Linked DNA regions of Homo sapiens: region 2 is linked to region 1. The links are chromatin loops, found by intact Hi-C in ENCODE. Cell type or tissue: right lobe of liver. All regions are shown on one strand. Each heading gives the region's core, and the rest is flanking DNA. Links, peaks and the distances in the headings are about the cores only. Region 1 overlaps FAM114A1 (family with sequence similarity 114 member A1). Region 2 overlaps KLHL5 (kelch like family member 5).

Region 1 (2,810 bases), core at 86-2,585:
TGTTCATCCCAGTCCTTCTTTCAGCAAATAGCTGCTGACCACCTACAGCTGTGAACAAGACAAGCGAGGTCCCTCCCTGACCTCTTGTTGCCTTTGGGTTGTCCTGGGGGTGTCCCTGCTGGAGCTGCCAAACAGCAAGACTTCAGCGGCCCTGCACCCGGATGCATCTGCTGCCTCACTGCCATGCTCACGAATGGAAGACATTCATCTTTGCCCAGCGGCTGGCGGGCAGGCTGCTACAACCTCCACTTAGTCTACCCCAGCTGCAGGCTGTAATGTTGGGGGAGCTGCCACATCCTGAAGGATGAAAAATAAATCACGCTTCTTCTGTCGTGTTCTATTTCTAGGCTTAGAAGAAAAGGGAGAAGAATTTGCTCGCATGCTTACAGAGCTTCTCTTTGAATTACATGTGGCGGCCACACCTGACAAACTCAATAAGGTCAGCACTGTCTGATTTATAGTTTCTGGTTAAAAAAAAACAGTGCAGGGGAGAGTCTCTGTTGTAAAGTTCCAGAGATGCACCTGAAATGGAAAACCCCCAAATCTTATGTGGCATAGTGCCGGGAGAGGAGTTTGAGGTCAGTAATTAAGATTTGAGGAGGGGCTGGGCACGTGGCTCACGCCTATAATCCCAGCACTTTGGGAGGCCAAGGCGGGTGGATCACCTGAGGTCAGGAGTTTGAGACCAGCCTGGCCAACATGGTGAAATTCCATCTCTACTAAAATACAAAAATTAGCCAAGTGCGGTGGCGCATGCCTGTAATCCCAGCTACTCGGGAGACTGAGGCAAGAGAATCGCTTGAACCCAGGAGGCCAAGGTTGCAGGGAGCTGAGATTGTGCCACAGCACTCCAGCCTAGGTGACAGAGTGAGACTCTCTCTCAAATTTTAAAAAAAGGAAAAAACGAAAAGATTTGAGGAGGCAACATAATGGAATGTGGTGGTGGAGAACATGCTAGACTGTGTCATGAGATCTGCATTTTAGTTGTAATTTTACTAGTAATTACCTTGTAACCTTGAATAAGTCACTTACCTTTTCATGGCAAAATAGAATGTTATGTCGGAGCAGTAGTTATCATCAGGTTAGGGCAGGGAAAAAGGGTGCAGAATCACCAAGAGGCTTTTTTCAAATTTCACCCCGCCCCCCTTCTAAAGAAACATGCCAGAATTAGGTAGAGAGAGGCACGTCAGCCAGGTAAACCCCACAGTTCCTCCCACCTGGAGCACAGGGGCTGCATCATGTCTAAGACCATTCCAGCTTTAACAATCTGGGTTCCTCTAATAATACCACAGTGTGTTTTGCAAGTTAGTACAAGGTCTTGCTGTGAAGTTTCTTTAGAGGCCATGATCATTAATTACTTAAAACTGCATGATGTTTTTCCATTCTCTCTCTCTCTCTTTCTTTCTTCTTTTTAGCAAGCAGTGGTTTACATAGGTACTCACTTATCCAGGTGGGTGAGGAAAAGGGCAGAATGAGGAGGTGAGATGAGTAATTTCTTTATCTCTGATGGGGGTCACTGATTCTGGCAGGTCAGTGACTTGAACACAGTGGGAAGTTGCCTCATTCATCTCCGTGCAGCATCTGCCACTGCTCAGAGGGGGCATGTGGTGGCTCTGAGATTCCACTGGCTTATTTGCTTAGGGTTAAATCTTTGTCTGTAATAGAGGACACACTGAGGACAGTTTTGCTGGGTTTTCTCTCCCCAGATCTTCTTGCTGTTAACTTACCATTCAACACTCTGATATTTTTAACTTTGGCGTGTAAGATTTAACGTGGGAAGTAAGTTTAGTGTAAGCCCCAAAACAACTTTTACTTAAGCAAACAGCTTAAACTATAATGATAAAATTGGAGTGAGTCTGCCCCTTCGTTCTAAATTCAGGGAATAACAGGCAGGGGAGGAGGTTTCTGATTGTTTAATTTAGCCATGATTTTGCAGGGCACAGAGTGCGTAAACTGCACTCATGTGAAATTAAACTAGACACAGAGCAGCACCAGACCTTTCCAGCAGCGCTTCTCTTCTCCCCCTTGAGGGTGGAAGACCTGTCATGAATCAAGAAACGCAGAGCCCTTCTTCACCTTCCCAGCATGATACATTGTTAGGTTCATGAAACATGAAGAGCTTCCTGAAATATATCAGATGAGGACATTTGCTGTAGCCGCGGCCCCATGGCTCAATTTCTAACACATATTTTTAAAAATACTATTATTCTTTTATAGATGGTCATGAAAAGTGAAAAATATACCATAGATTTTTCAATGTGACTGTCATTTTTATTCTTATCTGAATATCATTTTTAAATGCTTTTTGAAGAGTCCTCAGGCTTGCATTGTTCTTTCCATACCTTCTGTTCTGTCCCTCTTTTCTACTTTATATTTACCAGAAAGCAACAACAAGGTTATCTTTTTCGGGGGTTGAAAAATTGCCCCGTCATCCTCCAAACATACAGAGATCCATTCTTGAAGGCTTAGAGACACTTGATTCTAGTCTTGGGGTTGGAATGACTTAGTTTCCATATTTGCGCCATAAAAGGATTGTTTGGTTGGGGACCTCTGCAGGCCATGAAGAGGGCTCATGACTGGGTGGAAGAGGATCAAACCGTGGTGTCAGTAGATGTGGCAAAAGTGTCCGAAGAAGAAACAAAGAAGGAAGAAAAGGAAGAGAAATCTCAAGACCCTCAAGAAGACAAAAAGGAGGAAAAGAAAACTAAGACCATAGAGGTAAATTCATTCTAGATTGTCTGCCTACAAGGTAATAAGAGTGTGTTCATTTTATTAGCAGCTTAATTTTAATTGAGGAGAGGCCATTTCTT
Region 2 (2,810 bases), core at 310-2,809, 190 kb after region 1:
GCAGGGATGGTTCTACATACAAATGTCAATCGATGTAATAATATACCATATTAATAGAATGAAGGGGAAAAAACAGCATGATCACCTCAATTGATAAGAAAAAGCATTTGACAAAAATCCAACACCCTTTCATGGTAAAAACACTCTGCAAACTAGGAAGAAAAGGGAACTTTCTTAACCTGATAAAGACATCCATAAAAACCCACAGCTAACAACATAATAGCAAAACATTGAAAATTTTTCCCCTAATATCATGAAAATTCCTGATTTCCCCACTGCTATTCAACATTATACTAGAAGGTCTAGCCAGAGCAATTAGGCAAGAAAAAGAAATAAAATGAATCCCAAATAGGAAGAAGTAAAACTACATTTGCAGAAAACATGGTCCTATATATTAAAAATCCTAAAGAATCCACAAAATGATTCCGGCTGATTTTAAAAATTCAGCAATGTTGCAGGTTGCAAGATCAACACACAAAAGTCTAAGAAAAACCTGAGGGGAAATTAAAACAATTTCATTTACAATAACATGAAAAAGAATAAAATACTTAGAAATAAATTTGACCAAGAAAGTGCAAGACTTGGACACTGAAAAGTACAAAACGTTGCTGAAAGAAATTAAAGAAGACCTAAATAAATGGAAGACATCCTGTGCTGGCAGGTTGGAAGACTTAACATTGTTAAGATGGCATTACTCCCAAAATTAGTCTATAGATTTAATACAATCCCCATTAAAATTCCAGTGACCCTTTTACAGAAACTGAAAAGCTGACCCTAGAATTTATATGGGATTGCAAGTTACTGAAGGTACTCAAGTCTGTTCAAAACAATCTTGAACAAGAATAAAGTTGAAGGACTCACATTTTCCAATTTCAAAATTTACTGCAAAGCTACTTCAATCAAAACAGTGTTGTGCTGGTATAAAAATATATAAAGCAATAGAGTAGAATGGAAAGTCCAGAAACAAATTACGCCAATACACTATGGTCAATTGATTTTTGACAAGGGTTCCAGGACCATTCAATGAAGAAAGAACAGTGTCTTCAACTAATAGTGCTAAGACAAGTGAATATTCACATGCAAAAGAATGAATTTGTACCTGTACTTCATACCATATATAAAAATTAATTCAAAATAGATCAAAGACCTAAATGTAAGAGCTAAAACCATAAAACTTTGAGAAGAAAATACAGGAATAAATCTTCATGACCTTGGATTTGGCAATGGTTTCTTAGATATGGCACCAAAAGCACAAGCAACAACAGCAAAAAAAAAAAAAAAAAAAAAAAATCAAAATTAAAAGCTTCTACATATCAAGGGACACTATGAAGAAAGTGAAAAGACAACCCACAGAATGGGAGAAAATATTTGTAAATCTTACATATCTGGTAAGGAACTAATACCTAGAATATATAAGGAACTCCGATGCTCGACAACAAAAAGACAAACCAATTTTAAAATGGGCAAAGGACTTAAATAGACATTTCTCTAATGAAGATATACAAATGGCCGACAAGCACATGGAAAGCACTCAACCTCATCAGTCATTATGCAAATCAGCGCCACAAGAAGATACCACTTCACACCTATTAGAATGACGAAATAGACCTAGGATCTAAACCTACAGGAAAAAAAATGAATAATAGAGAAAATAAATGTTAGAGAGGATGTGGAGAAATTGAAAACCTTCATTCGTTGTTGGTGGGAATGTTAAATGGTGTAGCCACTGTGGAAAACAGTTTGGCAGTTCCTCAATAAGTTAAAAAAAAGAATTACCATATGACCCAGCAAGTCCACTCCTGGGCATATACTGAAAAGAACTGAAAACAGGTGTTCAAGCAAAAACTTTCACGCAAATATTCATTGCAGCACTAGTCACAGTAGCCAAAAAAGAGGAAACAACCCAAATGGCCATCAGCTGATGAATGAATAAACAAATTGTGGTATCTCCACACGGCACAATAGAATATTCAGCCATAAAGAGAAATGAGGGACTGATACATGCTAAAGCATGGATGAGCCTTGAGCGCATTTTTGCCAAGTGAAAGAAGGCAGACACAAAAGGCAACGTATTGCATGAGTGCATTTATATGAAATATCCAAAATAGGCAAATCCATGGAGACAGAAAGCAGATAAATGGTTGTAAGAAGCTGAGAGAAAGGAGTGGGGAGAGATTGCTAAAAAGGAGTTTCCTTCTAGGGTGATGAAAATGTTCTGGAACTACTTATTGGGGATGATTGCACAACATGGTGAAGGTACTCAATGTCACTAATGGTAAATTTCACATACACTTTACCATAATTTTTAAAAAGCTTTATTAGCTACATTATGTTATGATACTTAAATGTCATAACAATAGCATTCTGTACGCTTCACTAGGATAAAAACTTCGGATTTATATGCATCTGGAAGAGAAATTTTTCACTGTAATTTGCAAATAAATGAATTTCTAAAAATCTAACAGAAAGGCTCTTAAATCTTAATTTCAACCTAAGAAGGGAGTGAGAAACAACGAGAACCATGAGGGGAGAGTTAACGGGGAACTTCCCCACCGTCCGGTACATGGCAGGCATTCCACAAATGTTTTCTGAAAGTTGAAATAGACATCTTTTCATGAACTCTGTAATATTTGAAATTATTGATAACTCTTACACAAAAACAAATATTCAATAAAATGATATTTAATTTCACTGTGACTAGATAATACTCATGTAATATTTTTTATTTTTTAACTGGAGTAAAAAAAATCAAATGCCATGAAAAATTACAGGCTACTTATGGCATTTTCATCATTCTGAGTCTTAAAGAA

Evidence for each region. A loop is a pair of places that touch in the nucleus more often than their neighbours do. Peaks named below come from ENCODE experiments on the same cell type or tissue, not always from the same donor. Only the 100,000 strongest peaks of a DNase experiment are listed, where the experiment ranks them.
Region 2: a loop joins it to region 1, with 2.6 times the contacts of the local background. A loop is called at or near these places in 8 of 110 quality-filtered maps.

The regions. Positions count from the first base shown.
Region 1 is chr4:38,928,895-38,931,704 of GRCh38, forward strand. It overlaps FAM114A1 (family with sequence similarity 114 member A1), which reads left to right. Exons shown (of 15, transcript NM_138389.4): 10 at 348-439; 11 at 2,557-2,718. Among named protein-coding and RNA genes, the nearest start is that of MIR574, 62 kb to the left of the region's middle. In right lobe of liver, for the core only: no CTCF peak of the experiment used is centred there; a DNase peak (open chromatin) is centred at 1,587; H3K27ac peaks cover 1,948 bases.
Region 2 is chr4:39,123,537-39,126,346 of GRCh38, forward strand. It overlaps KLHL5 (kelch like family member 5), which reads left to right. Exons shown (of 11, transcript NM_015990.5): 11 at 1-2,697. Among named protein-coding and RNA genes, the nearest start is that of WDR19, 58 kb to the right of the region's middle. In right lobe of liver, for the core only: no CTCF peak of the experiment used is centred there; no DNase peak of the experiment used is centred there.